2 separate regions of the Homo sapiens genome follow, and region 1 is linked to region 2. A link is an interaction called in ENCODE POLR2A ChIA-PET data of the cell type or tissue named here. Cell type or tissue: PC-9. All regions are shown on one strand. Links, peaks and the distances in the headings refer to the core of each region. The heading gives the core; the rest is flanking DNA.

The links. Peaks named below come from ENCODE experiments on the same cell type or tissue, not always from the same donor. Only the 100,000 strongest peaks of a DNase experiment are listed, where the experiment ranks them.
Region 1: POLR2A ChIA-PET joins it to region 2 with 12 read pairs; 3 of 35 experiments call an interaction of 5 or more read pairs at or near these places.

The regions. Positions count from the first base shown.
Region 1 is chr1:173,995,726-174,001,109 of GRCh38, forward strand. All of the region lies in intron 1 of RC3H1 (ring finger and CCCH-type domains 1), which reads right to left. Among named protein-coding and RNA genes, the nearest start is that of RC3H1, 24 kb to the right of the region's middle. In PC-9, for the core only: no CTCF peak of the experiment used is centred there; a DNase peak (open chromatin) is centred at 2,236; H3K27ac peaks cover 931 bases.
Region 2 is chr1:174,151,587-174,156,970 of GRCh38, forward strand. It overlaps RABGAP1L-DT (RABGAP1L divergent transcript), which reads right to left. Exons shown (of 4, transcript NR_121197.1): 3 at 4,041-4,111. Among named protein-coding and RNA genes, the nearest start is that of RABGAP1L-DT, 5.0 kb to the right of the region's middle. RefSeq lists an enhancer at 2,170-2,279. In PC-9, for the core only: no CTCF peak of the experiment used is centred there; a DNase peak (open chromatin) is centred at 2,175.

The DNA.
Region 1 (5,384 bases), core at 211-5,210, 160 kb before region 2:
CTATGATCTCCTTCAAGGCTCAACTAGGAAGAGTAACAACTATATGTCTTTTCTCACTCTTGGGCCCTAAAGCACTCATATGCTGCTACACCAGCATGATGCTTACTTTAAGAAAACCTGATATGTAAAAATATGGAAAACAGATTGATTACAGTGATTGTCCATATTACAGAAAGATAATAAACTTTACCAAGGTATTTATAATAAGATTTAAAAGACCAGAAATCGATGCAATTGAAAAAATTGGGCTGGGTGTGGCGGCTCACGCCTGTAATCCCAGCACTTTGGGAGGTCGAGTTGGGCAAATCACCTGAGGTCAGGAGTTTGAGACCAGCCTGGCCAACATGGTGAAACCCTATCTCTACTAAAATTACAAAAATTAGCCAGGTGTGGTGATGGGCGCCTGTAATCCCAGCTACTCGGGAGGCTGAGGCAGTTGGACTGCTTGAACCCGGGAGGGGGAGGTTGCAGTGAGCCGAAATCACGCCGTTGCACTCTAGATAAACAGAGACATACCAGTGCTATGAAAATGTATGGAAAGAGACTCAAAATACATTAAGTAAAAAAAAAAGCCTTGAAGACCAATATATATGACATCATTTGTGCTGAGGGAAAAGAACCCTTACATATTAGTCTACGTATTAATATATGTAAATGAATGGAAGAAAAAGGTCTGAAAAGACACTCAACAAGCTGTAAGCAGACAGCAAGGTCTTCATGGACTATAGGAATTAATCAACTTGAACAATCAGCCTGTTTTATAGCCTCCTGCCTTGCAGCCTATTTTTGCCTAAACCCTGTGTAGAATGCAGTCACCTAGACAGCTGGAACCAGTTCCTCACAGACCCTGGCCACTCACAGATAAACCTGAGTGAACTTTCCTCGTTACCATGCTAAAGTCTCCATCCTGGGAGAAGCTATAGCTTCACTACCATAGCATGTGACCTACGTCCGGGCATAAAGACTCACTATATGTGCACCACTGGGACCCCTCCTCTACATGCAGTGACATACCCTCTCTTCCCTCTCCATCGCCCCATAAAACCCTCCTCTCACTTTCCCTCAGAGACCCACTGCTTTGGAGAATACTCCCAGTGCTCTCCTTACTTGTGACAAGTAATAAAACTTCCATTGATCAAAATCTGTGTTCTTGTGGAGTCATTTTTTACTTGAAAGGCAAAGGAATTCTGTTTTTTTTTTGGGTAACAAAACTTAACGGCACTGCCAGGCATGGTGGTTCACGCCTGTAACCCCAGCACTCTGGGAGGTGGAGACAGGTGGATCTCTTGAGCCCAGGAGTTTGAGACCAGCCTGAGCAATCAAGTGAGACCCCGTCTCTACAGAAATATAAAAAATTTAGCTGGACATGGGCACCTGTAGTCCCAGCTATATGGGAGGCTGAGGCAAGAGGATTGCCTGAGCCCAGGAGGTCGGAGCTGTAGTGAGTCATGTTTGCTCCACTGCACTCCAGCCTGGGCAACGGAGCGAGACCTGTCTAAAACAAAACAAGACAAAAAAACTTAATGGCAGTTACACAGTTGGGCAACTTACAAAAGTATGTAATCATGAATTACTTATATAAGTACAAATAAATTGAAAGAGTAACACAAAGCTAGAGTACACTTAGAGTACAATTTAAGCTTCTTAAGATAATCACTCTAAAACGATTCAAAACATTTGTCCTAATATTATTAATCTTCTTTTACACATTTAGATAGCCAAATATCAAAACTTATTAGTTCTTTTCAAAATTTAAGAACCTTAAAATAGTTTGTAACTTATCCCTTCAAAGAATTAGCATTCCTTTATTAATTTTGTTTATCACCTCCATCTCTATTAACTTTGTAAAGTAAGGTATGTAGTTGTTAATCTCTTAAATTTTCTAGTAAAATAGTTCTTTGACACAACTATAAACAACTTGATAGAATAAAAATACAAAAATCAGCAATCAGTTCTTCATTAAAAATAAAAGCATTATTTTGACCATAAATACAGGTTTGAGAGACCAAGGGGAAAATAATATTAAACCTTGACTTTTTCTGGGAAATTTGATGATTAATAACAGAAAGTCACTCTTAGATGACCCTATTTCAGGACTTAAAAAATCACAAGGCAAAGATTTTTTTGAGACTCAAAGTGTCAGTTAATTGTAGATCATAGATCTAAGAAGAATTTCCATTTCCTCATTCTTTAAGTATCTTTCTCTAAACGCATTCTTCCAAACATTCTCCAAGCTTCTCAAAGACAGTTTATATACTCTTCAACCACAACATGTATCTAAACCACAAAAGACATGATTTACTAAATACAATAAGCATTCTTTCAGTCAAAAGTAAACATATGAAATAAAATTATTAATATACCAACATCCAGATTTTTTGAACTTCCTCAGAAAAAGGTATGTCAGCAAACTAAAAAAGGGCCACAAAACAAAAACAGCTGTAAATAATTCTACTAATCAAAGCACATGCATTCAAGGCCTGCAGATAAACTGTTGGGGGTCAGGCCAAATCTAGTTCATTAGGAGTATTTCTATTGGAACCTTCCAATTGAAACAGAAGACAAATGATGAGCCCTCTTTATTTCCAAAAAGATTCAAAAGAGTGACACTGCTGCTCAAGTATGAAAGCAATGATTAGTTTCCCCACCAGTTTAAATAAGGACACCTCTCCTACAAAAATGACGAGATTTTACTGTTGATAATTGCTAATACAGAATATACATGATAATTAAATAGCAATCAGTTCAAGGGTCTGACCTAAGACCCAAGTTCAAAAATACCATATAATTTCCCCAATTATATATACACATTTTTACACCACTAAAGAGTGCTCACAGAAAACACTGAAAAGACTGCTTTATTCAGTTATATGCCTTGTTCATGGCATTGACTGAAGCTACAGTACAGAATATCACATCTGACATTTCACTATTAATTTATCCCAATGTCTAAATTCTGGTTAAGAACCACCACTTTCTTAAATCTCTAAACTTTTATCACTAATATTACCATTTGACTTTACTCAGGTTTTTTTTCTTAACAAAGAAATAAAGATCTTATTATCAAAATAAAAAAATTATTTCAGCTAGGTGCTGTGGTTCACGCCTGCAATCTCAGCACTTTTGGGTGGCTGAGGTGGGAGGATCACTTGAGACCAGGAGTTTGAGATCAACCTGGCCAAAAAGGCAAGACCTTGTCTCTATAAGCAAAATAAAAAATGAGCAGAGTGTGGTGGCACGTACTTGTAGTCCCAGCTACTCAGGAGGCTGAGGTGGGAGGTATGCTTGATCCCAGGAGTTCAAGGTTTCAGTGAGCTATGACCACACCACTGCACTGCAGCCTGGGCAACACAGAGAAACCCCATCTCTAAAAAAAAAAACTGTTGGGCGTGGTGGCTCACACCTGTAATCCCAGGACTTTGGGAGGCTGAGGTTGGCAGATCACCTGAGGTCAGGAGTTTGAGACCAGCTTGACCAACATAGAGAAACCCTGTCTCTACTAAAAATACAAAAATTAGCAGGCACATGCCTGTAATCCCAGCTACTCGCGAGGCCAAGGCAGGAGAATCACTTGAACCTGGGAGGCAGAGGTTGCGGTGAGCCGAGATCGTGCCATTGCACTCCAGCCTGGGCAATGAGAGCAAAACTCCACCAAAAAAAAAAAAAAGAGAGAGAGAGAAAGAAAGATATGAATTATAAACAACAAGGCTACTTGCTTGGGTCCACCAGCTAAGTAACTAGTTTGTAGATACCAAACTCCAAGTCTTACAGCTCCCTTAGCTGTTAAATTCAAATGTATGCCTCTGCAAAATAACAAATAACTACATATTGTGAGCATCGATGTTTAAGTATGATTAAAACATTGTCAATGAGCAACTACAGACAAAATTGTGATGACATGATGCATCTGGAAAGACGTAGAACAGCTTTGTTTTCTGAAAATCAATCATGTGTCAGTCACTGTGCTAGGTGTTTTCAGATGTTTCTCTTATTTAAATATCCACAATGTGGACTACCACCAATAACCAACATTTGTGAAGCAAAAACTAGGATATTATACTTTCAGTGCTCTATATACAGTATCTAATTAATGTTCACAGTAACACTGTAATGTAGTTATTATGCCCATTTTAAAGATAAGGAAACCAAAGTACCCAAGTCACAAAGCTAGAAAGTGGCACGACTAAGACTCAAACTCAGGACAGCCAAACTCCCAGGCTGGTACTTTGAAACTCTATAATTTGTGCCACCACACGAATAAAAGTTTATAGTAATTATGGCAAGGGAGCTCTTGGGAGTGACAGAAATGCCTTAAAATTGTATGGTAGTAATGGTTGCACAACTCTGTAAATTTACTAAAAATCATTTGTGTATTTAAAATAAGTGAATTCTATGGTATGTAAATTATACTTCAATAAAGCTGTTAAAATAGTCATTAAGGGCTTTTTAATAGTCTTAGTTTTCAAAAATGTTAAGTAATAATGTAGAAACATAGAAACTATTCGAATCTGTTCTATGAGCACAGCAATAGCCCTATTAAATAGCTAAATTACATTGCTGTGAAGATTTCATTTAAACATATGACACATTTATTACCATCTCCTTTATTATAGGTTCATTTTATATGTTCCTGATTTAGAGAGAGAAAAATGGAAATTAAAATTCAACTATCTACTCTGAGCCAGGCACTCCTCTGAGGCATTACTATGCCCATTTTACAGAAGATAACTTGAGGTTTGGCGGCATTAAGTAACGGCCCCAAATCAATAAACTGTTGAGCTGGGATTAACACCAGGTCTTACATATCTGAAATATAAGTTGGCCTGTGAAAAATGTTTTTATCAAACAAAACCACACTGTCTGTAAGAAGAAAATCTTGGCTCTCTTCCCACTATGCCCGATGAGATGAGATTTTAACTCATTATTCTTGACCTTAACTTAATTTTTCATTTCTCTGGAACATTTCCATAGCAACCAGCATGTAGGGCCACATCAGAGAAGAGAAAATGTTTCACTGCCTTGAAAAATGAAGCTAGAAGCAGGAGATAAAAACACAAAGAAGAAAACTAATGAAGGCCTATTATAACACTTAATTTTTTAATCCTCAGCAGAGCATCAACTAATTTACAGTGGAAATAGAGTCTAAAATTTGAGGCTCAAGGTTTTTCCAGCAATAATATCTTGTGAACAAAGACCCAGTTTTGATTGTAAAAATACATCTTCCCAAAATGTATGGACTGAATTGTAACCCTATATATACAAAATCCTGGATGTAAATAATTTAATATGATTATGTTAGTACAAATGGATAAATACTTGGGACAGGCATAAAGAGAAGGGCTTCTGAGTTAGAGGGAAAAAATAGCTTGAAAAATAGAACTTGA
Region 2 (5,384 bases), core at 132-5,131:
GAGGCAAGCAGCTAGGAGTCTCTGGCATACACACTTAAATATATTTCTTTTAATAAGATGGTTAGGTCTGACATTAATTACTAATAAGTTTGAATTATTGGTAAAGATATTTAATTGTACTGTAGATTCAGTGTTCTTTAAATGCTTGCTTTCTCTATGTAGAGAACACTTCTGTCACTTGCAACCAAAGAAAGACTAACTCATGGTCAGTAATCAGGGATTTGTTCTATTATTTAAGCTCTCTGTTTCACTAAGAGAAGCATCTCAGCAAATTCTAACACAAATTTGTAAATATATTCATTCAATCATTCATACAATAAACATACTGAATGCCTAGGTACTAGGAAAAAAAAACCCATAATTTTTGAATTCAAAGTGTTCAGTCTGGTAGAAAAAGATGGTGATAAAAAATTTTAAATGTATGAAAGTGTTATAGGTGCAGTAAAAATATATGTATCTGGTGTTGTGGGGTACAGTAGAGCAAGATATCAATTCTACAAAAATGAGATTAAAGGGTATGCATCCAAAGTAAGGCATACATTGATGGTGGAATTCAATTAAAAATGATTACATAATTTAAAATACATCAAAAGGTACAGAGAATAACACAATGGCTATCAATTTATGCACCATCTGCCTATGAAACAAGATATTTTGAATATAATTACAAGATACAATTCTGATTTTCATATGCAGTTTGAAATTATTAGCAGTTTGAAATTATTAGTAATGATGTATGTAGGTGTGTCAAAAACTAAAAATCTTCCACGAAGAGGTTGTTATTGTCACCGTCACCAAATCAGAGAATTAAATAGTAAGAATTTTCCTGAAATTGAAAGTGTTAGACAAAGTTTTAGGAATATTTTAATATATTCTAAAGCAATGGCATTTGTCATTTTATAATTCTCATTTACTTTTGTATTAGAGAGTCTCTTAGAATTAGACATAATCTTTTTTCAAATTTGCAGCTTATTTTTTATGTGGCAAAGGGAAAAGGACTAAAAAAATGTCTTGGAGGGAGGGGTAGGGTGTGGTGGAGAGGGCGTGAACTTCCCTTGACTCAGAAGAGGAAAGTGGTAATTTTCCTCCCTTTACCATGAAAGTATTTGTAATTTTTGAAGTAGCTTTTTCTACAAAACATATGTATTTAAGGAATATTTCTTATATATTCAAAACCTGCAATTTAGTAGGCCTATGGTAAGTACTTCAAAGGAACTTGGAGTTTACTGCCAAAGCTCTGTTTGGAAACGCTTGTGCAGGGAAAGCATCAGGAAGGAAGATACCACATCTGTAGAAAAGCAGCCTCCCTCTTTGTATAGTTTCTTTACATTATTAAAAAATTAACATAATTCAGACTAATATGGCTAGCTGGGCTGACAAGGAAAGACTCCCTACCTTTACAAAAATATACAAATGTGGGATAATAACTTTAAAAATTGAAAAAATGTATTTTGTCAAGCTTGAAAGCAAGAAAGGGAAATCAGCTAGGTATGGTGGCTGCAATCCTAGCACTTTGGGAGGCTGAGGCAGAAGGCTCACTTGAGCCCAGAAGTTTAAGACCAGCCTGGGCAACATAGAGATGTCCCATTTCTATCAAAAATAAAAAAAAAAAATCCAGGCATGGCAGCGTTCACCTGAGGTCCCAGCTACTCGGGAGGCTGAGGTGAAAGGATCACTTGAGCCCAGGGGATTGAAGCTGCAGTGAGCTGTGATCATGCCACTTCCACTGTGGCCTGGGCGACACAGTAAAACCCTGTCTCAAAGAAATTTTTTTTTTAGCCATCGAAACAACAACAATAACAAAAAAAAAAAAAAAGAAAGAAAGAAAAAAGAAAAGGAAATCACTAGCTTTTAGAAAAAGGAAAACAAAAAACCAGAGCATTACAGGAAGCTGAAGTCAAGTATATACTGAAGCCCAGTGGCTCACATGAGTACTGGAACTTGATACATGTTGTGAGACTCAAAGACTTAGAAGGAATAGATTATTGACAAGTGCAAAAACATGGATGAATCCTGAAATGATTATACTGAGTAAAAAAAGCAACACAAAAAAAGAATACATACTATATGATTCCATTTATAGAAAATTCTAGAAAATGCAAACAAATCTCTAGCAACATCAGTGAGTGCCTGAGGACATGGAGGGGTATGAGTCAGAGTAGGAGGGAGAGATTACAAAGGGGCATGATGGATATGTTTACTCTTGATTGTGGTGATGGTTTCACAGTTGCGTACATATGTCAAAACTTGTCAAATTGTACACTTTAAATATGAATAGCTTATTGTATGTCTGTTATATCTCATGAAGATGTTAAAAAGGACAAACAAAATCAACATCCAAGCAAGTTCAACAGATCCTTCTTCTCACTTATATGTATGCAATTTATTTGCTGAAGAAACTTGGTGGTATGTCCTATAGAGTTTCCCACATTCTGGATTTTATTGATTGCAAAAAGGAATCCTTATCTTTTTTTTTTTTGAGACAGGTATTGCTTTGTCACCCCCTTATGGCTCACTGCAGCCTTGACCTCCCAGGTTCAAGCGGTCTTCCTACCTCAACCTCCCAAGTAGCTGGGACCACAGGTGCGTGCCATCACCCCTGGCTAATTTTTAAATTTTTTGTAGAGATGGGGTCTAGCTATGTTTCCCAGGCTGGTCTCAAACTCCTGGGCTCAAGCAATCCTCCTGCCTCGGTCTCCCAAAACGCTGGGATTACAGGCCTGAGCCACCATGCCTGGTCAAGAATTCTTATCTTTTAGAGCTTTATATGATGAAGTATTTATGGGTGATATCCATGTGAGGGGTGGGGAAGGAGATTGGCCACATATTGATAATTGTTCAAGCTGAATGACTGACTCATGAAGGCTCATTATACTCTTCTCTCTACTTTTTATGTGCTTAAACATTTTTTATAAGAAAAAGTTGAAACAAGTCCTGGGGCCTATCTTAGAGGTACTGAATTTCTTGGGGGTTGAGCATAGAGATATGCATTTTTATAAACTCCCAAGGTGATTTTGTTATACACTACAGAGGATCACTGCCCCACATAAAAGAAAAGGACTCCTATGGTGAGATGAATTTCAGACACCTACCATAATGTATGGGAAAAACCATTTTTGGTAGGTGTCCTTTACATTAAGTATCAAATTCTAAAAGTAGTAGAGGCTGGGCATGGTGGCTCATGCCTGTAATCTCAGCACTTTGGGAGGCCACGGTGGGCAGATCACTTGAGGTCAGGAGTTTGAGACCAGCCTGGCCAACACGGTGAAACCCCGTCTGTACTAAAAATACAAAAATTAGCCAGGTGTGGTGGTGGGCACCTATAATCCCAGCTACTTGGGAGGCTGAGGCAGGAGAGTCACTTGAACCCGGGAGGTGGAGGTTGCAGTGAGCCAAGATCGCACCACTGCACTCCAGCCTGGGTGACAGAGTGAGACCCTGTCTCAAAAAATAAAAAATATAAAAAATAAAAGAAATAAAAGTAGTAGGCTAGCTATTCTTCCTCAAGAGACATTTAGGGCCAGGCGCAGTGGCTCATGCCTTTAATCCCTCCCAGCACTTTGGGAGGCTGAGGCGGGTGGATCACCTGAGGTCAGGAGTTCGAGACCAGACTGGCCAATGTGGCGAAACGCTGTCTCTACTAAAAAAATACAAAAATTAGCTGGGCATGGTGGTGCGTGCCTGTAATCCCAGCTACTCCGGAGGCTAAGGCAGGGGAATTGCTTGAACCCGGGAGGCGGAGGTTGCAGTCAGCCGAGATTGCGCCACTGCACTCCAGCCTGGGCAGCAAGAGTGAAACTCTGTCTCAAAAAAATAAAATAAAACAGGCATTTAGATCTCTGCCTGCCTCTTCTACTGCTGAGGAAATTTTCTGCTCCCTATATACATATTTTATTGTGTTCTTAGTCTTAAATGGGCGATTGCAACACAGGTTTGGTTTATCATATAAGCTCATTATGACTTGTCCAGATTACTCTGAATTTCAGCCCTACATAAAACCGTGAAATAAAAAAGGTTTTCTTCTGTATCTCCAGTTTTACCTGTTACATCTTTCGCTCTCTCGGTGATTTCTCCCTTCCTCCAGTAGCCAGTGCCTCTTTTCCAAATCTTCCTGTTAGTAAAAAAAAAAAAGACTAAAAAATCATGTGATAAACTCATTTATATAAGATTAGTGATTCGAGTCATGAAGTGCTCTTCTTGGGCAAAGTTGATTTAAATAGGGCACAGGATTTAAGTCAAAGTGAAAAAAAAAAAAAGTGTAACGATGGGCTTTCAGGCATCAGGTAGCCCAGTCAGGGAAGGATTTTTTGGTGTGGTCAAATTCCTTTCAAGACCCTGTAAAATCTTGCCAGACAGCTTGTTACCTTTCTATCATTGGAAACGTATCCTTGGAAGAGTCATATAATGCAACTAAAGTTATTTGTTCCATAGTATGCATGGAAAGATTTAGCTTTATCTGTAAGAAATACAAAGCCAAACTCGAACCTTCTTAAAAAGCTGTCAAAATCAGGCCGGGCACGGTGGTTCACGCCTGTAATCCTAGCACTTTGGGAGGCCGAGGCGGGTGGATCACCTGAGGTCAGGAGTTTGAGACCAGCTCGGCCAATATGGTGAAACCCCATCTCTACTAAAAATACAAAAATTAGCTGGGCGTGGTGGTGGGCACCTGTAATCCCAGCTTCTCAGGAGGCTGAGACAGGACAATCGCTTGAACCCGGGAGGCAGGGGTTGTAGTGAACCGAGATTGCGCCACTGCACTCCAGTCTGGGCAACAGAGTGAGACTGTTTAAAAAAAAAAAAAAAAGCTGTGAAAATTTATTGTCTCAGAGGAAGGGGTAGGCTTCAAGCTGGGTTTGAGTGCTTCCATCATGTGTCAGCTTCATCCTCAGGCTGGCTTCCTCATGGTAGCAAAGTGGCTGCAGTAACTATTGGACTCACATCTACCCATCACACTAGCCAGAGTAAGAAAAAGAGCACTTTTCATTTCCCAACAAACACAAGATATGGCCTTCCATGTGACTGGCACCAATTTAGACTCATGTCAGTGCCTATCAGTGAATACTGACAGGTCAAGTGAGAATGGGATTAGGCTGATTATCACAATCACTGTCCACACCTGGAGCGGGAGATGGGCCTAATCAGATCCTTGGCTGTCTTGCAATTGCAGAGGGGTGGAAATATATTCTGGGGAATCAATCAATATAATGCTCACTATAAAATCAATATGATATTCTGTACCATTAGATACCAGTTTAAACTCTTACATTATTGTTCAATGTTTAACTTGTTTCTAATTTTTTTTTTCTTTTTTGTGGAGACAGGGTATTGTTATGTTGCCCAGGCTAATCTTGAACTTCTGGGCTCAAGCAATTCTGCCTTGGCCT